Regions from separate parts of the Homo sapiens genome. Here region 1 is linked to region 2. The links are chromatin loops, found by intact Hi-C in ENCODE. Cell type or tissue: sigmoid colon. All regions are shown on one strand. Links, peaks and the distances in the headings refer to the core of each region. The heading gives the core; the rest is flanking DNA. Region 1 overlaps PIK3R1 (phosphoinositide-3-kinase regulatory subunit 1). Region 2 has its middle 19 kb from the start of LINC02219.

Evidence for each region. Hi-C counts contacts between places; a loop is a spot of excess contacts. Peaks named below come from ENCODE experiments on the same cell type or tissue, not always from the same donor. Only the 100,000 strongest peaks of a DNase experiment are listed, where the experiment ranks them.
Region 1: a loop joins it to region 2, with 3 times the contacts of the local background. A loop is called at or near these places in 2 of 110 quality-filtered maps.

The regions. Positions count from the first base shown.
Region 1 is chr5:68,262,787-68,270,786 of GRCh38, forward strand. All of the region lies in intron 2 of PIK3R1 (phosphoinositide-3-kinase regulatory subunit 1), which reads left to right. Among named protein-coding and RNA genes, the nearest start is that of PIK3R1, 51 kb to the left of the region's middle. In sigmoid colon, for the core only: no CTCF peak of the experiment used is centred there; no DNase peak of the experiment used is centred there; H3K4me3 peaks cover 1,200 bases; H3K27ac peaks cover 1,344 bases.
Region 2 is chr5:68,164,693-68,177,520 of GRCh38, forward strand. No RefSeq gene overlaps it. Among named protein-coding and RNA genes, the nearest start is that of LINC02219, 19 kb to the right of the region's middle. In sigmoid colon, for the core only: no CTCF peak of the experiment used is centred there; DNase peaks (open chromatin) are centred at 5,389, 6,659, 7,819 and 8,559; H3K27ac peaks cover 181 bases.

The DNA of each region.
Region 1 (8,000 bases), core at 1-8,000, 96 kb after region 2:
ACATGTATACGTAGATACATGTATACATGTAGATACATGTAGATACATGTATACATGTAGATACATGTAGATACATGTATACATGTAGATACATGTAGATACATGTATACATATATACATGTAGATACATGTAGATACATGTATACATATATACATGTAGATACATGTAGATACATGTATACATATATACATGTAGATACATGTAGATACATGTATACATATATACATGTAGATACATGTAGATACATGTATACATATATACATGTAGATACATGTAGATACATGTATACATATATACATGTAGATACATGTATATAGATACATACATAGATATATAGATACATAGATACATATATATTTATATATGTACATATATCTACATATATATCTATATATACATATATCTACATATATATCTATATATATATTTCTACATATATATCTATATATGTAGAAATATATATATATTCTACATTTTAGTTCTGCTATATCTATAGGGCCTTCTGTATATCACAGTTTTGTGTGTTGTTGTTTTTTTTTAAGTGCATTGGTTTGGCACAAATAACTATAGTACTATTTATTATCCTGAGCTTTTTTGAGAATGTAGTGATAGGGTTCAACATCTGCCCAAATTGACCCATCTAAAATTATAATTCTAAAACCATAACCAGAAGAAGCCCATTAATTTCTTTAGTAGAGAGGTGAGTAGCCTCTTGTTTATTTCACTACTGATCATAGTCTATTGTGAGATATGAAGATGTATTAGCCCACCAGAATTAATCACCTTTGTCTGAAGTAGTGAAAGTATATTGCTTCATTTTGTTAAACTCTGATTCCTTACACAATTGTTAAGGATTGTGTTTACTTTTATCTCAAAATTGTTACCTTTTAATATATATAGTCTTATATCAGTGATCTTTTCAAACTTTTAAAATGAAGTCTGAATAAATATTATTTTCTTATGCATTTCTTCTGCACCAGCTGATAGGGAATTTTCTGTACAATGTTTTCAGGCCTCTTGCCTTTCTTGCCTTTATTTTTCTCTGCAATTCCACACACAGGTCATTGCTTTCCCTTCCTCTCCCTTTTTGATCATGGATGCTTCAACTCCCTTCATATATTTGTTAAGCATATTTTACTAAGATTTCATTTTGTGATGCTTGCAAATATACATTACAAAATATATATTTTTAAAAAGTGATTTGAAGGGCCCTCTGTCCATCTGATGATTAACTAGAAGAGTCTTTTGTACCTTGCTAAAAGTGATAAGTTAGCCAGCTATATTTAGCTGGATAAAACCCATTACATCCTTGGGGAAGAATGTGCTTTGTTTAGCTTTATGAGAAAATATTTAATAAATGCTGTCTTGAAAATATTTAGCCTGGCTGAGTGAGCTGGCAAGGCTTCAATACTGATAAAGCAGAGGTGATGGTGAAAAGCTGGCCTGCCAGTCCAAGCTCAAGTTAAAAAAATGCACCTCTTGTCACTAAGGGTTGCAACTGTCGCCAAGTGCTTGTCCATCAGTGTCACGTAAAGATTTTTTAACCTCACATATGGCATCATGCAGTTTGTCTGCCTAAAAAGGCAACCTAGATTCACAGAGTGGTTACAATTGGCTTTGAAGTCCCATCTGTTCTGTAAAATCCTAGCTTTATTTCTTACTGCTGGTATGACTTTAGGTAACTTGTTTAATTTTTCTTAATCTCAGTTTTCTCATCTGTAAAATGGGGACAGTGATAATTTCTTAGAGCGTTGTACAGATTAAATGAGATTAAACGCTGAGCAGAGTTTCTTACACTAAGTGTTCACTACATGGGAATTAATCAGCAGTAGTAGTGATTTGTAATCAGCCTAACATTTTCTGTCCCTCCCTAACTCCTCCCACCCCACAGGAGATACAAAGAGCAAAGTCCTCTTGAATGTGGCGAGGTAGGAAAGGCTCTGGCATGGGCATCAGGAGGCCTGGGTCCTCGGCTTGAACTTCCTGTGGGACCTTGGGCAAGTTGTGGCTCACATAATCCCTCCCCACTCATCAGTACACAGTGCACAGGGCAGCAGAGCTCCTGGCTGCTAGTCTCTCTTTTGATACCTAATTCGTTGTGGTATCAGACCAAATTTGATATGATAGCTAGACCCGCCGGTCCGTCAGTATCATTTGGGGTCTGGTGTAAGATCAGCCTGTGAAACTCAGGCATGTAGGCAACAAGTTATCAGTAAGAAGGTCAATCATTGGGATTCTGTCTCCCACAATGGTCTGGATTTTCTCTCTGTGGCTGGTGGGCTCAGCCCCAATCCTTGCTACTCAAAGTGTGATTGTGGTCCGAGGACCGGCAGCATGGGCATCACCTGGGAGCCTGTTGGAAATGCAGAATCCCAGACTGCACCCCGACCTCCTGAATCAGGCTGTTAATATGTACATTAAAGTTGGGGAACCACTGCCTCAAACTACTGCCCTTGGGAATATTCTGACACGCAGAGGGTATTTATTTACTAAATACTTACAGAATTTGTGTTTGACATTGACATTTTCTAGACAAGGTTCCATTCCTCTCTTTGGGTGTAGTGTACTGATGTGTTAGGTCAGGGTTACCATAACAAAACACCACAGACTGGTGTTTATGTCTGTACCACCATAGACATTTAGAAATCTATTTCTCACAGGGTGCCAGTGTGGTTGGGTTCTGGTGAGGGCCTTCTCCCTAGCCTCCAGGCTGCCACCTTGTCACTGTGATCTCACATGGGAAGGGTGGGGAGAAAGGTCTCTGGTGCTGCTTCTTATAAAGGCACTAATCCCATCGTGAGAGCACTTGCCCTCATGACTTCCTGTAAACTCAGCTGCCTCCCAAAGGCCCATCTCCAAATATTATCACATTGAGGGTCAGGGCGTCAACATGAATCTGGGGGGAAGGGACACAATTCAGTCTGTAGCAACTGACTTCCACATCTGACTTTAAAATGCATCTTTAAAAAAAATGTGCTGGCAGATAAATATGTAAATAAAGCAAATATGAAAATGTTAATCGTAGAATCTAGGTGAAAGATAATGTGGGCGTTCACTAAACAATTCTTTCAACTTTTCAGGATATTTAAAAATGTCAGAGAAAAAACCCCCTACTCTCTATAGTTATTTAAAAGGAATCTGGTGCTGCTTTTTTCTCCTTATTTCCATCCAGGCTTTCTTAAGAGTGCTTGTTCGGTCTGGCTGGACAAACTTGCCTTTTTGGCAGTTTCTCTCTCTCTACCCACTCACTTTCTCCTTGGTCAGCCAGTGGCCTGCTTCTGCACTGTCAGTGAGGTCCCAGCCTGGATCCAAAGCTTCTTTCTGGTCTCTAGTCTGCCAGTAGCATCTTTCTGTCCAGTTCCTCTCCATCCCCCTGCCCTCTCCTAATACTAATCAGGGGATCCTTCAATTGCTTGTGACATCGCAGCTTCTCAAGTTACATTTTACAACTCTGCTTTATTATTTTTAAGCATTTCTAACATGACATTTTATAAGTTTGACTCTGAAATTTATCATCACATGTAAGTAGGAAAGAAGTGTCTCCACAAGTTTGCCCTCAGCCAGAGATAGTGTGGTTCATCTGGAATGCCCCTGCCTTTCTCTGGTTATTAATAGGGGCTCCTATTGCTTTTCCATTTACAGTGTTAATTATCTGCATTTCAAAGTAGTTCATAATGAGAGGGAATATATTAACTTGTTATTTGGGGAGGAAGTACAAAAACTGCTATTATCAAGATCATTTAACTTGAGCATAATCAGAAAGTATTAAGGTTATTCCCTTGTGGGATTGACCATCAGATATCTGTGTGTTTCATAACACCCTTATTGCAGATACCTTTTAAAGAAGGGAGGCTTGCAGGAAGTGTTGGGAAACTTACTATAAGCTTCTTTCCTTGACTGGCACTTGTATACTCTGGCGCAGGGAAGACAAGCCCAAACTAAATACATAGGCATTACTTAAGAGCTTTGTGACATTGGACAAATAGTTTCCTTGCCTTTAAACTGGGGATAATAGAGACTATACACCTTTGAACTGCTATGAAAAATAAATGAAAATATTTCTGTAAAATACTTACTGTGGGAATGTGGCTCCTAGTTGATGTTCAGTACTAATCATTCATTCAGCAAACAGCCTACCGCCCACTGTGTGTCATGGCCTGTGATTTGTCTTTTTTCTTTTTGGGGGCTTCTGGGTCATACTTCGTATGAAATCTTTCTTAGCACACCGAAAGACCAACTTTCCTTATAAATCATTGGCTTCAAAAATCCTGTGGACTCAGGTATAAATTATTTTTCTGGTGAGGAGAGGAGGAAATCCCTTTCTTCCCCATTTACATCCTGCCTAGCTATTTTAATTTGCTGTACACCGTAAATTGTAATCTTAGAATCAAACTCCAATTTAGGTGATAAGGATCACAATTAATTAGGCTAGCCTGTCAAAGATTAAATGTAATCTTGCATTTCAGTTACCTCCTAACTCTGAGGCTTTAGCTAAGCCCGTCAGAAACAAAGCTGTTAGGTCTGCTTAGGTTTAATAAGATCTTTGCCTGCTGTTTGTTTTCTATACCAGTCTGTTGTCTAGAAATAAAACGAATGGACAGAGGATCTCAATTCCCTTTCATTTGTTTTTAGCTGTGCAGCAGGAGAGATAAATGAGAGAAGATAAACTTAACGATATTAAAGACTAATTAGGATATCTGAGGAGATTTGCAAACTTCTAGTTTAAATCTGTCGGCAACTCTTTTAATTCCCTCCTGCTAGTTATCTCTGAAAATAATGTAGTTATGGCTGAAGATTTATTTCCACATCTACTCTTTGTACTCTCATTTTCAGTTGCGCATACTTTTTTTCTCCTTCTTCCTCCAAAAAAAAAAGCTCTTGTTTCGGCCACACTCAATATAATTTAGCACACAGTCATTCCAACTTCATTTTGTCTTCACATTCAGAAAACTGAAGTCTAATATCTCAAATATATTAGTATTGTGGTCCTTTTGGGGAAAGTATGATAAATTGAAAATATTTTGGTTTTGACTTCTGAAGATTTTGAGTATTGTTTATATATACAAAGGCAAAATGCAAATATATACAAGGCAAAATGCAAATGTGCTTCCAGCTTGCTTCCTTAGAAAAGTATTGAGAACAGTCTAAGTATGATAATTTCTGGTCTTAAAACCTGCAATTGCAATCGGGTATTTCCATAATCTAAACAATAATAAAGATTACATGACTAATTCTAACAATAATAACTACCTATTAGTTTGTGCTTTCTACATACTGGGCACGATGCCTGTCATGTTTATATATATATATTATTTAATCCTTATTACTGCACATAATTACTCCCATTTTACAGATGAATAAATGGGATTCAAGTTAACTAACTTGCCCAAGACTACTGAATTCAGTAAGTGGCAAAGCAAGGATTAAAACCTAAGCCTCTTTGGCTTTAAAGCTCTGCTTCTAATCACTTTTTTACTACTGATTAAACAGATGTGTCCCAAAATTAAGGAAGTCATCGTTGTTTTTTTTGCTTTGTTTTTGCTTAGTCAAAGAGCACAGGCCATCATTTGTTGTAGTGTCACCCGTAAAGCTTAATAAGTTTAAAGTTCAGGGTGTTAATCATTACAAGCATAAAGTATGAATATGCTTTAAAGGTTTATTTAAGAAAAGAATTGGGATTAGATTTGCCCACCAGAATATACATTTTTCACTTGAAGTCCTGAGAGAGATTCAGACAGAAACAGCTTTGACTCAGCAGCAGTTAGCAGACAAACATCTTGATATAATACTGATCCACACTTTGCATATACACTTTCTTTTCTTTGTATTACATTTTTAGAGGTAAGTGGCAGTTTTTCACACACTTCCAAACTGCTTCCATCAGTAATGAAATATTTGGCTTGGGCAGCCTCTGGAGTCCCAGTGTTTCAGCTTAAACTTTCCAGTGGGCCCTGCCAGGCACTAACTTCAAAATATCTTTTTTTATGGTGAATGCCTCCAGAAGGTGCAACTGTGTGGTGGTTTCATTTTGCACTTCATAACGGTGTTGGCATCACTTAATGCAAAGAATGCCACTGTCTCCCACACACCGCTGGTGCCCAAGGACTGTCGAGGCCTGTCCATGTTAGTGGTTTGGGAAGGGCTGAAGTTTGGAGAGAAGGCTCTTTTTCTATTCCATGTGATTGGCTGTCACCAGGGCAAAGGGGGAAAACTAGAACGAGTGGAAAATGCAGCATCGGATGTGTCATCAAATATTCTTCCTACAACCTGGGACACCTAGTTCATTGGTGTTCTGGTCAACATTGAAGGCTGAATCCTCCTTTCTTTTGAAATAATGCGTGTCTTGGATTCACTACTTTTAAACCTTTCTGCTGATCTTTATCCTTTTCTTCCTAAGCAATACTGATTTCTTTCAATGAAAAATGATTTAGCTAGTGAAAAACTGGGATTGGGTTGTAGTAAAGGAATCAACAAATTTGCCCAGATTCTTAAGAGTGGAGTTGGTTCTCCACACTTATACACTGTGCTACAGCAAGCTTCACAACCAAAACCCATTACTTATTCAGGTATAAAAATCAAAAGCTGAACTGTAATGAGAATTTAAATGTAAACTGTTGGAGGATGGTGCTCTGTTAATTTGTGTTTGCTCCATACCCCACCCTATATAATTGATAATATTTGCATCTTTTTGTTTTTAGTACTATTATTTTTTGGTTTATCAAACTTTGTAACATGGTGCTTTATTGTGGACTTTTCAAAGAACACCTTGCCAAATTTGGTAATTCCTAGCAATTGTCATTTCCTGTTGGAATTTCTTAAAGTGGAATCTAATGGAAAAGTAATTCTTGACCTTGTGTATTTAGTAAAATTAAAGGCATAGTTGATTTTAGGATTGTCATAAAAATTAATATTTTGTTTTAAAAGACTTTTTAGACTTTCAATGCTAATTGATCCTATTGTTGGAAGTAGATGATATAAACTTTAAAGCTTTTTGGGTAGAACTTTCACATTCACCATGTCTAAATATTTTAAAGAGGAAATGGATTGACTCGCAGACATTTTGTACTAAGGAATAGAAAATCTTTGAATTGCTATTTAAAAAAAAAAAAATCCCTGTAAAATTTACCATTTTAAACTCCAGTTGCAAAATCCTGATCAGCTATGATGATTCATACATTTGAGCGATAAAGCTTTTTTCAATATTACAAATTCAGTGGGGAGTCACTCAATACATTACAAAAAGAGTACTTACACTTCCTAGTACCCATGTGTATTTTTTTTTCTTTTTAAAGCAATCTGGTGTGCCTTTTGAGAAAAGTTCCAGTGTTCTCACAGATCCTGACTTGGTGTAGCACAGTGCTTTTCAGAAACTTGGTCCAACACCTGAATGAGTAATGTGTAAAACATATAATGTTTTGTAGCTCAGGATACTGCAGGTAAACTAACACTTTTTGCCGAAAAAACATTGAAAAGACAAAGGAAAGCAAGGAAGTTTTGCTTTTTTAAAAAATTTTTTCAAGCTTAATGAAGAAAGAGCTGGAAATCCTTTTGTATGGAGCATTTGCCAGCCCAGCAATATAACAACTTTTGGGTGCATATTTCAATCACAATTAGATGAAATCTTTAATTATCATTTAATTTGACTTTCATATTTGCCTGCAGAAATGATTGTGTTGATAAGACTCTGGAATGAGACAAACCTTTATTAAGTAATTCCATTTTCAGAGCCAACATTAAAGTTTTTTTTAATTAAAAAAATGCCTGTGTAATTTATGAGAAAAGGGGAAGAGGAATTGGCATGTTGGTTGCATGAGAGTTGCATGGATATGTATTTACTATTTAATCTTTAGCTTTTTGAGATTTGGGGTGTGCTAAGTCTTGTTAGTTTGAGGGGCCTAAGGAGTGACACAATAATGGATCTTAATAAATAACACTTTTCTACATCATTTCTCTACCTTTATATTTCCCTTCTATTATATATGCTGACAGGATGATATTT
Region 2 (12,828 bases), core at 1,847-9,846:
TCCACCTACCTTTTAATTCATTTCTACCATCTCACTTTCACAGTCTATACACTCCGATTTTTCTTTTTCTTTCTTTCTTTCTTTTTTTTTTTTTTTTTTGAGACAGTCTTGCTCTGTCACCCAGGCTGGAGTGCAGTGGCATGATCTCAGCTCACTGCAACCTCCGCCTCCCGGGTTCAAGTGATTCTCCTACCTCAGCCTCCCGAGTAGCTGGGACTACAGGAACTTGCTACCATGCCCGGATAATTTTTGTATTTTTAATAGAGACAGGGTTTCTCCATGTTGGCCAGGCTGCTCTCGAATCCTGACCTCAGGTGATCCACCCGCCTCGGCCTCCCAAAGTGCTGGGATTATAGGCATGAGCCGCTGTGCCTGGTCGATTTTTTTTGTTTTGTTTTGCTTTTCCCCATTTTTACTTCTTTGGGTTGTTTCAGATTTAGTTTTTCTTCATTCCATTTTTTCCACTGTAGTTTTTGTGGTTATCCTAAAATTTTTAACTTGCATATTTAATTTTCAAAAGTCCAAATTTAATTAATACTTCTAATCTGAAGAGTATAAGAAGCTTATGATGTTTTAATGTTAAATGGCATTTCTCCTGACATATGATTTCTTCTTGTTTTGTTTTGTTTTTGTTGCCGTTTTGAGATGGAGTCTCGCTCTGTCGCCCAGGCTGGAGTGCAGTGGCCAGATCTCGGCTCACTGCAAGCTCTGCCTCCCGGGTTCACGCCATTCTACTGCCTCAGCCTCCCAAGTAGCTGAGATTACAGGCGCCTGCCACCACGCCCGGCTAATTTTTTGTATTTTTAGTAGAGACGGGGTTTCATTGTGTTAACTAGGATGGTCTTGATCTCCTGACCTCGTGATCCGCCCGCCTCCTCCTCCCAAAGTGCTGGGATTACAGGCATGCGCCTGGCAGATATGTGATTTCTTAATCGAGCATTTTGTTTTAAAATTTATTTGCAACTCCAGAAATTAGATGTTATTGTTTAATTCCATCTTTGCTTTTAGATATTAGCATATTATTTTCTTGAAATTGAGATCCTCCAAGATCCATTTTCTTCTTTACAAAATCTATCACGTAGGAGTTCATCAAATCTTTTAAGTTTTGATGGTGGTAAACTTTCTCAATATTTGTATGAAAAATTCTTTATTTCATCTTTCTATTAAATGGTAGTTTTACTATGTAAACAATTATATGATCATGGTTATTTTATCTCCAACAATTTAAAAATAGTATTCCACTGTCTTCTCACTTCCATGTTGCAAGTCAACTGTCAAATTAATTGTTCTTCTTTGGTAGTAAAGCTTTCTCATTCTTTCTAATGGATTTCTTTTTCTTTTTTGTTTTACTTTCATAGTTTCCCTATAAGTGTCTAAGTATAGATTTCTATTTAACTTGCTTGAGATTTGTTGGGATGTCTGAATCTAAGAATTAGTCTTGTAATAGATATAACAATTCAACTCTACAATTTTTATATAACTTAAAGTCTGTTAAATTTTTTATTGTTTTCTTTCAAATATTGTTTTTCTTCATTCTTCCTATTATCTTTTTAGAAATCTGATTACATTAGATTATCTCGCCTCATCCTCAGTATCTCCTGATCTCTCTTATATTTTCATTCCTTTTGAAGTCTTTCTATTTCTAACTATATTTTTATCTGATAATTCCAATATCTACCATCTTTGTGGGTCCGTTTCTATAGTTTCCTGTTTTGCTGATTCTTATTCATGGTGGCTTGTCTCTCCAAGTTATTATTTGTATGTATGTCTGTGTGTGTTTGTGTGTGTGTGTGTGTGTGTGTGTGTGTGTGTACAGAAAGTAAGAGAGAGAATGTTGATGCCAGATATTCCATGGAATTCAACATGTAGAAGTCCATTTGAGATCTGAATTTAAGGAGCAATACCAATTTGGGATCTTTTTCTTTTTTTTTTAAATCATTACAGGGTCTCGATCTGTTGCCCTGGCTGTAGTACAGTGGCACGATCTCAACTCACTGTAGCCTCCACCTCCCAGGTTCAAGAGATTCTCATTCCTCAGCCTCCCGAGCAGCTGGGACTGCAGGTGCTCACCACCACGCCTGGCTAATTTTTGTATTTTTAATAAAGACAAGGTTTTGCCATGTTGGCCAGGCTGGTCTCTAACTCCTGACCTCAGGTGATCTGCCAGCCTTGGCCTCCCAAAGTGCTAGGATTACAAGCATGACCCACTGTGCCTGGCCAGGATCTTTTTAAATACCATACAGATATTGGCAATTATGGTCCCAAACCCGTGTGATTAGAAATTCTCAGAAGAAACATTTAACAATATTTTGTCCATCTTTATCTGTTATTTGTATTTCACTACATCAATTGATAGTCTATTTTACTGCAAGCCATCGTATGTCCTTTTTGAGAACAGTTTAAATTGTAACCACAAAATGAAAGGAATAAATTGAAGAACAACTAAAGGCTAGTTGATTACAACATTGGATTATTTTTAAATAAAACTTTGCTAGGATCTCAGGGAACATAAGTCAATGTGCTTTGCTTTTAGAGTAAGTTTCAGGCCATTGCTTGAAGCAATGATAGCAGAATGAATTGATTTTAAAGAGCGCTTAGGCAGGCTCAAAGTCTGAGCTGGGAAAACATGGAAGTTCCAATTCATCATTAAATATTTACATGGCAGTTAAAATTTAAAGACTTAGAAATTCAGACCTGGGTTTGCTTGCCAGTATTAATGGGCAGGTTGGAGTAGCATGGACTCTGTGTAAAAGAGAGTGATGAAGTTCCAAAATATGCTAAGTGAAAAACTGTAAATGCAAAACCTTTGTCTAGTGTGCTGCCTTCCATGTAAAAATAGGAGGAGCCTAGGCGTGGTGGCTCACGCCTGCAATCCCAGCAGTTTGGGAGGCCGAGGCAGGTGGATTGCTTGAGGTCAGCAGTTCAAGACCAGCCTGACCAACATGGTGAAACCCTGTCTCTACTAAAATTACAAAAATTAGCCAGGCATGGTGGCGAGTGCCAGTAATCCCAGCTACTAGTGAGGCTGAGGCAGGTGAATTGCTTGAACCTGGGAGGCAGAGGTTGCAGTGAGCTGAGACTGTGCCACTGCACTCCAGCCTGGGTAACAAAGCAAGATTCTGTTTCAAAAAAAAAAAAAAGGAGGAGAAGGATGTGAATTTACTTGTATGTGCATAAGATATCTACAAAAGGATACCCAGGAAACCAAAAATATTGATGCCTCTGGGGATAGAAACTGAATGGTTGGGACAGAGGTAACACAGATTTTTCCGTATGTACCATTTTGAACCTCTTGAGTTTTGAGCCATGAGAATATATTATCTATTCAAATAAGTAGACATGTAGATGCACAGATTCATAGCTATGAAGATATATAAGAAGAAAAGCCAATGAATGAATGAATAAGCAGGCGAGTGACTGAATGTGCCCCTGACTGGATGCACTGCTTGCTAGCTGTTGCCTAACTCCTGTGTTCCTTCATTTCCTCATCTGTAAAATGGGAATAATAGCACCTACCTCAAAGGGTTATTGTGAAAATCAAATGAGTTAAAACAAGGAATTAGAACAAAGTTTAGTCATCATAAGTACAAAAAAAGTTAGCTATCATTATTTTATTGCTGTTACCCTTGTGACTTTCGGAGCTTACTTACCCAACTAAACACAGGCTTTATACTCAGCTATATCCGGTTTTTTTTTTTAGACCAAGTCTTGCTCTGTAGCCCAGGCTGGAGTGCAGTGGTGCGATCTCGGCTGACTGCAATCTCCCCTCCTGGGTTCAAGTGATTATCCTGCCTCAGCCTCCCGAGTAGCTGGGACTACAGGCGCCTGCCACCACGCCCGGCTCGTTTTTGTATTTTTGGTACAGAAGGGGTGTCACCATACTGGCCAGGCTGGTCTTGAACTCCTGACCTTGTGATCCTCCCACCTTGGCCTCCCAAAGTGCTGGGATTATAGGTGTGAGCCACTGCGCCTGCCCTATATCTGGATTTTAACCCATGCTTGCCTCCATATCTTCTGTGAGATATTGTGCAGGATTTTAAACTTTTCTTTCCCTCAGTTTTGTATTTGTAAAATGTGAATAATAGTATAACAGCAACAATAATAATTAATTCAGAAAACAGACTTACTAACTTGATATTTGTTGATAGTAGGAAATTCTTGATATTTTAGGTGTGATAATCATACTGAGTTTATTTTTATTTTTTAGAGACAGAGTCTCGCTCTGTTGCCCAGGCTGGCGTGCAGTGGTGTAATCTCTACGCTCACTGCAACCTCTGCCTCCTGGGCTCAAGCAATTCTCCCACTTCAGCCTCCCAAATAACTGGGACTACAGGCATGTGCCACCACACCCTGGCTTTTTTTTTTCTTTTGGTAGAGATGCAGTTCTGCCACATTGCTCAGGCTGATCTCCAACTCCTGGACTCAAAGGATCTGCCTGCCTCGGCCTTCCAAAATGCTAACATTACAGGCTTGAGCCACTGTGCCCAGCCTATTGTGTTTAATTTTAATGAGTCCTGTGTTCTATAAATACAAACTAAAATATTCATGGATAAAAATATATAAGATTTGCTTCAAAATCGTAAATGGAAGAATGGGTGGGGGTATGAATAAAACAGAAGTGGTCATGTATCGATGATTGCCATGAGAGAGTGACGGGTACATGGGGCTCAACACTTGATTTTCTCTGCTTTTGTGTATATTTGAACTGTTCCCAGATAAAAAGAGTTTTTCTTAAGAGACTACAGTAAAGTGAGAAAACACATCATACAGTAGCAGGAATGCAGTAATAACTTTAAAAAAAATGGCTGCTGGTAGCCAGGTGTAGCAGTAGTTGTAGTATCGTGATAGTTTTTATTAGCTTCAGTTAAATGGTCAGGAAGAAAGGCTGATAGGCAAGGGAATGGATTAACGGATATGTGAGGAGAATCATCCCTTTTCAAGTTCTTCTAACAAAGATCTCACTTTTCTTATGTTTAAGGGAGCATCAACCCCCACAGGTACAGAGGTCTGCAGAACTCTAACATATAACATTCACAGAACTCGGCCACAAACCAGACCCCAAAACATGCTAGAATTCTCTCTCCATTGTTGAATGTTAGCAGCCATTTTGCTTTCATTTAGAGCTTCAATTAAACAGTATCAAATACGTCAGGTATTTTCTTTTATTTCTGCAAATGTATCTTTACAATCAAATGCCTCATTTTTAGCCATTCACCCTTGAAAAACTGAAAGTGATTTCAAATAGTGATGTGTGGCCAGCTTTAACTTGGACAGTCATTAGTGTTAGAGGAGTGGGGATTTGGAAATACTGCCTTAAGAAAAGTTTCCCCCTTAACTTATTTTTTACCCTTCCCACCTCTGTCTCCATGGAAATGAGGTCAGAGGCCACGGAGAGCTCCCAGGGAGCCAGCAGCTGGGAATGAGAATTCTCACTTAGAGATTTCAGCTGAAAGCTATAAACTCCTTTACAAAGACCAGCTGAGTCTTTTGGCCACCATAGTCTCCTTTTTACACTAATAAATAGGTGGCTTTTTTTTTCTTTTGTCTTTCTCTTTTGGCACATACATGGAGGAAGAAGAGGTGCCACTGAGTAATAACCATTTTTGCATTTATACTTGAACTTCTGTGCAATAAATCAAGATGGAGATATTCCTTAAGAATTTATTTTCAACTTAATATGTTTAAATGATAGTGTACATATGGAATTAAGCAATTATCACTTGCTTGATCTCTGTCCTTTCAAGTTTATGATAACACCAGATATTTGAAGACAAATATATGTGGTTATTCATTACATGCTATCAGTTATAAATGATTCTAATAGAATGTCACCATGACATAATTCAAAATCACTTAATTAAAAGAAAGAACCAATCTCAAGATATGAGCAGTTGGTGCCATTAAACAAAATGTTTTATGAATTAACGTATACTTTACTATTAGTACCTGTTTTTGTTGAACTGTTAACACAAGTCCATATTTTTTTGCACTTTATTCAGTTTATTTACTCATAAATCATTTGAAAATATCTGAGAAGGGTGACTACTCAAATATGCCAAACACTTTGTTATTTTTATAAGTTATATATTATTATTTAGTAGCCGAATATTTATTAAAACAATATGAAATGTAAATTTAGTTTAAAAAAAAAAAAAGCCCTAACAAGTTCTTTTTAAATTTGGAGCTATAGGAGTCTGTGTTTCAAACTTTTTTTTCCTTCATGCCACACTTTGTTTTATGGTTCAAGGTTTGTAGACTCAATAAGATTCAGCATTATTTCCAAGAACTTTTACGAAATTTCATCATTACTCTTACATAAAACACTGAGTTATTACTTTTAATCATCAATCACACAACTGCTCTGAATTTTCCAGAACTTAGCTTCAGCAAGCATCAGAACCACAGCACCTCTCTCAGACACTTTCACATTCTTTCTCTCTCTCTTTTTTCAGCGTTGTGGTCAGCAGTCTAATGATGCTGGGCTTTTATTCTTTACTGTTTCCTTTGTCTTTGGGCCCTTTCGCAGGTCGCTGCTGAGCTCTCTCTCTCTCTGTCCTGGGTTGAGCCCTTATTCCATTTTCCCCTGCTCTCAGAAGTGAAACAGAACATCGTGTTCCGAAGCTGCCCAGCACACATGCTTCACGATGCTGCCAAGTTTGCAGCTGACCAATTGGCCTACTTTAGAGGACTCGCATTTACAAAATTTACAAGTCTTTATTTCCACCAGCCCATCACCTCCTCCCCACCCCGCCGAAAAAGAGTATGTCAAACACACTGATAAATCAAGAGTTTTTTGGTGTTGCAACAAAATGGGCAGTCATTTCTTTGCCCTTTGCTGGCTCTCAGCCTTGCTCTTCCCTCCTGAATAGATGGAAAATATGGGTTGGTGTACGGTACAAAGACATTCAAAAGTGATTGCCTCTGTATTAATAACTAATTTCAAAAGAAACATACAAACGAAATGATATGCTCTTCTATTTTTTTCGGAGATCGGTATTTCTAAAGTAATTCCTTTCCAAAAACTGATCCAGGCAAACCTGTCTTCTTCCAAATTAGGAAGACAGAGTTAATGCTTTGCTTTTTCAATGAGATTGGGTCAGGCAAGTCATGGATTTAGATATTTTGAACACTCCTTATTGGCATTTGAATCTTCTAAGCTTCTATAATAGATTCAAGATCAAATAGGAGAGGGTAAGGATTTAATGGAGCAAAGAAAAGTTGTAGGAATTGGTTTCTTGTGATTTTAGTGATTCCTGCCCCACTCTTCAAGAAAAGGAACTCGGTCAAGGGTAGATCCAGGTTATTGCAAAGCTTATAAAATATGGAGCCCTCTTTATGAAAAAGAATATGAAATTAAGCCCAAGAGTAAATATCTACTTAGAATAAGAGAAGAAACCATAACAAATGACAAACTTTAAAAAGCATCCAGAAAAATAGCATCATTACCATTAGTATTAAGAATTATTGTTATTATCATAACTTCACTGTTTGATCCACCTATGTAACATTTCTTTTCCCTACTTTTTTTACTTTATCCTCTTTGATCGTTCCTCAAATAACCAAAACTTTATAATACTATTTTGTGTAAAGAGAATAGAAAGATAATTTTGTTTTTTTTTTTCTGGCATGGCAGATAGAAATATGTTTTTTGTTATTAATGGCTTAGAAAATAATCTTTCAGCTTGAGAATTATTGGTCATGCCACAGCTGAAACAATCTCTTGCTCCAGAGGTGCTTCGTGCTCTAAGAAAATTCCTCAGAGACTCCAGACCTTTGATCTTGCTGGGCAGGGCTCCAGCTGACCCTTTGGCCATTGTCTCAGCAACTGATCCAGCATCCCATTTGGTGTCCTGGGTGGAAAGGGCAGGGCTCGAGATGCTGGTGGTGGGGCCTTTGTCTGGAGAACCCTGAGCAGAGAGTGGTGGAGCATCTCATTCCAAACCTTCTCCTTGGTGCCAGAGTTGGATTTCAGATACCTGGGGAGGCTCCACATGTTGCAGGGCATCACTGGAGGTCAGCAAAAATTGAGAGTACGTTCAACCTACCAGCCTTCCACACAGACCGAGAATGTAGAGATTGACCCTCTGGCTGGCGTGGCTCTCCATGCATCCAGCTATACCTTAAATCCCTGCGAAGGACACACAGAACCTTGGAAGGGCCTGTGAAAGTAAGCGGCTGTGAAACTAAAAGCTCATTAACTTTATGATAATCCTCCCCTCTGTTCAGTGCTCATAATATAGTGGACATTCATGGAACTGAAAATAGAAATGAATTCTCTGGCCAAAGTGACCCCTATTTAGTATTCTCAAAATTTTAAGCTCCACAGGGCAAGGATTTTGTCTGCTTGGGTCACTGCTGTATCTTCATCTTCTTCTGAATATTGTTCCATTTGTTAAGGGGACCAAAATTTGTTAGCAATGCCTTTTATTTTCCTGGGTTAAAATAGGCTGGCCAACTGGAAGCTACTGGATATTGCTCACTATTAATTTCTTCACATACCCTTGAGATACTTGTTCTTACATCATCCGAGCTCCTCCACTCCCGCATTCATTTTGTTGTGGGGGGGTGGGTTTTGAAGCATAGTCTAAGCATCATGTCATCTTCTTTTCATTTTGAGTGCATGCTCTATCGCTGCCCAGATAGTCAAAAGTCAAGCCTTTTTGGCTGGGACTCTTCCAGTTGTATTACAGTGCTGGAACTTTTTTAAAGTAGAAAAGCCCTTTACCCTGTTTTTAAATACCAGTTTAAGATATTAGAAGAATATTTTTGAAAGTATGAACATATTTTGTTGTTTCTTGAGGATTCTGAGATGCTTCTTTTGGCCTATGGGGAGAAAATAATGCAGTCAACTTGGTCAGTGTGAGATTATATTGGGTCTCTTCATTTCTTAAGCTTGCAAGTCGCAATATGGCCATCTAAGCATTCAGACAGTGAGTCAGTAGGTTCTACTTCTCCTCACTATCTATATATTTAGATGGCCACATTGTGACTTACAGACTTAAGAAATGAAGAGACCCTGAGGCCAGGTGTGGTGGCTCGTGCCTCCACAGCACTTTGGGAGGCCAAGGTGGGTGGATCACTTGAGGTCAGCAGTTTGAGACTAGCCTGGCCAACATGGTGAAACCCTATCTCTACAAAAAAAAAAATACAAAATTAGCCAGGCATGGTGGCACACAATTGTAATCCCAGCTACCTGGGAGGCTGAGGCAGGAGTATCGTTTGAACCCGGGAGGCAGAGGTTGCAGTGAGCTGAGATTGCACCATTGCACTCTAGCCTGGGTGATAGAGCAAGACGCTGTCAAAAAAAAAAAAAAAAAAAAAAAAAAGAAGCAGCAGCTGAAAACATAGAAATGAAGAGACCCAAAATAATCCGCACATTGACCAAATCAACTGTATTATTTTCACCCATGGGCCAAAAAAACTCATAGATTACACAGAATATTAGGGATGGAATGACACAATGTCTTCTCCCCTTTACTAGTGAAGAAACTGACCCTCAAAGGGATAAAATTAATTGCTCAAAGTTGTAATCACGAGTAGCATCAATCAGAAGCTCTATTAAGGGAAGCATAATAAAGTTATTCTTCCAAATAAGTGTCTTGGTTCATTCAGGCTGCTATACCAAAATGCCATAGATACGGTGGCTTAAAAACAAGGAGAATTTATTTCTCAAAGTTCTGCAGACTGGGAAGTTCAAGATAAAGGCAGCAGATTTGGTGTCTGCTTAAGGCTGACGTTTCCTTGGTGCATAGAGGGTGCCTTCTCACCGTGTCCTCACATGGTGGAAGGGCAAGGGGTAACCTTTGGGACCCTTATTTATTTTTTTAAGAGGCAGGGTCTGACTCTGTCACCCAGACTGGAGTACAGTGGTGCAATCATAGCTCACTTGAACTCCTGGGCTCAAGTGATCCTCCTGCCTCAGCCTCCCAAGTAGCTGGGACTACAGCCTTGCACCACCACACGCAGCTAATTAAAAGAATATTTTTTGAGGCCGGGCGTGGTGGCTCATGCCTGTAATCCCAGCATTTTGGGAGGCCAAGGCAGGAGGATCACCTGAGGTCAGGAGTTCAAGACCAGCCTGACCAACATGGAGAAACCCTGTCTCTACTAAAAATACAAAATTAGCCGGGCATGGTGGCACATGCCTGCAATCCCAGCTACTCGGGAGGCTGAGGCAGGACAGTCACTTGAACCTGGGAGGCGGAGATTGTGGTGAGCCGAGATCACGCCATTGCACTCCAGCCTGGGCAACAAGAGCAAAACTTTGTCTCAACAATATATATATATATATTTTTGTACAGATGGGGTTGGAGGGTCTTGCTATGTTGCCCAGGCTGGTCTTGAACTCCTGGCCTTCAGTGATCCTCCCACCTCGGCTTCCCAAAGTGCTGGGATTACAGCTGTGAGCCACCACATCCGGTTAGGCCTCTTTTATAAGGGCACTAATCCTGTTCATTAGAGATCCAAGTTCATTACCTAATCACCTCCCAAAAGCTTCACCTTCTAATACCATCACCTTGGGGATAAAGACTTCAACATAAGAATTGAGGGGGGATAGCCAGGCACAGTGGCTCACGCCTGTAATCCCAGCACTTTGGGAGGCCGAGGCGGGTAGATCACCTGAGGTCAGGAGTTCGAGACTAGCCTGGCCAACATGGCAAAATCCCATCTCTACTAAAAATATAAAAATTAGCTGGGTGTGATGGTGCACACCTGTAATCCCAGCTACTTGGGAGGCTGAGGCAGGAGAATTGCTTGAACCCAGGAGGCAGAGGATGCAGTGAGTCGAGATCACGCCACTGTATTCCAGCCTGGGTGACAGAATGAGACTTCATCTCAAAAAAAAAAAAAAGAAAAAAAAAAAAGGAATTGGGAGGGATGGCAGGGGGGACTCACAAACATTCAGACCATAGCAGTAAGTTTTGAAACTTTCCTTATCTCTTATTTTCATTTTTCCATCAGCTCTTATCTCTAATACCATGATAACTGTGATTAACTATGTCTGAGTCAGTAACATTTGAAACCCCAATACCTATATGTTATGATAAGGAACACTGGGAGACCAAGAAAATCAGAGACATTATCTTGGAGGGACTCGACATTGGCATGGTGCTGGCCACTGGTAGAATACTTTCTGAAGTAAAATTGAGTACACTCGAACCTTGTCTCAGTTGCCTATACAGTACTGCAAATGCAGGACTTATTCATTTATTCAACAGACATTTATTAGAGCATTGCTCCAAGCCAGGCACTTTGCTCAGAGGAGCTTAAATAGATTAAAAAAAAAAAAGACATGGATTCTGTCTTCCAGATCATAATTGAGTGGAGAAGCAAATACATAATGTACAGTAATGCTCCGCATAATAACGCTTTGGTCAATGACAGACTGCATATAATAGGACAGTGGTCCCATAAGATTATAATGGAGCTGAAAAATTCCTATTGCCTAGCAATATCATACCCACTGTAACATTGCAGTACAATGCACTACATGACTCAAGTCAAAGTGTTAAAAAAAAATTTAAGTTCAGAAAATAAAAATGTTATAGTAAGTTAAAGTTAATTCATTTTTGAAGAAAAAAATTGTTATGAACTTAATGTAGTCTAGGTGTTTATAAAGTCTACAGTAGTTTACAGTAATGTCCTAGGCCTTCACATCCACTCACCACTCACCCACTGACTCACCGAGAGCACCTTCCAGTCCTGCAATCTCTATTCATGGTAAGTGTCCTATACACGGTGTACTTTTATTTATTTATTTATTTATTTATTTATTTATTTTTTATCTCTTTTTGAGACAGACTCTTGCTCTGTTGCCCAGGCTGGGAGTGCAGTGGCACGATCTTGGCTCACTGCAACTCCGCCTCCCAGGTTCAAGCGATTCTCCTACCTTGGCCTCCCTAGTAGCTGGGAATACAGGCATGTGCCACCACGCCTGGCTAAATTTTGCATTTTTAGTAGAGACAAGGTTTCATCATGTTGGCCAGGCTGGTCTTGAACTCCTGGCCTCAAGTGATCCACCCGTCTCAGCCTCCCAAAGTGCTGGGATTACAGGTGTGACCCACCATGCCTGGCCTATTTTTAAAGTCTTTTATGCCATATTTCTACTGTACCTTTTTAATGTTTCCATACACAAATACTGACCATTATGTTACAATTGCCTACAGTATTCAGTACAGTAACATGCTGTAGAGGTTTGTAGCCTAGGAGCAATGGGCTATACCATATAGCCCAGGTGTGTAGTACACTCTACTGTCTAGGTTTATGTTAGTACACTCTATGATGCCCACAGGACAAAATCACCTAATGATACATTTCTCAGAATGTATCCTCCTTAAGCAACACATGACTGTATTTGTTTCTCCTGCTGTGACTGCAAATTACCACAAATTTAGCAGCTTAAACCCACACTTGTTTTTAGCTCACAGTTCTGTGGATGAGAAAATCTGGGTACAACACAAATGGGCTCTCTGCTCAGGTTCTCACAGGACTAAAATCGAGGTGTCAGGCAGCCTGCATTCTCGTCTGGAGCTGGGATCCCATTCCAAGCTCATGTGCTTGTGAAAGAACTCAGTTCCCTGAGGCTGTAGAACTGAAGTTCCTTGCTGGCTGTCAGCCAGAGGTTGCTCTCAGATCCTAGATGCTGCCTGCATTCCTTGCCATGTGGCCCCCTCTGTCTCCACGTAAGCAATGGGTTATCGTTCTTGCATCAAACCCCTCTAATATTTCAAATCTCTTTTGAAGAGCCTCGTCTCTTTTAAAAGCTGACCCGATTAGGTCAGTCGCACCAAGGGTAATCTCACTATCTTAAGGTGAGATTTGGCATGT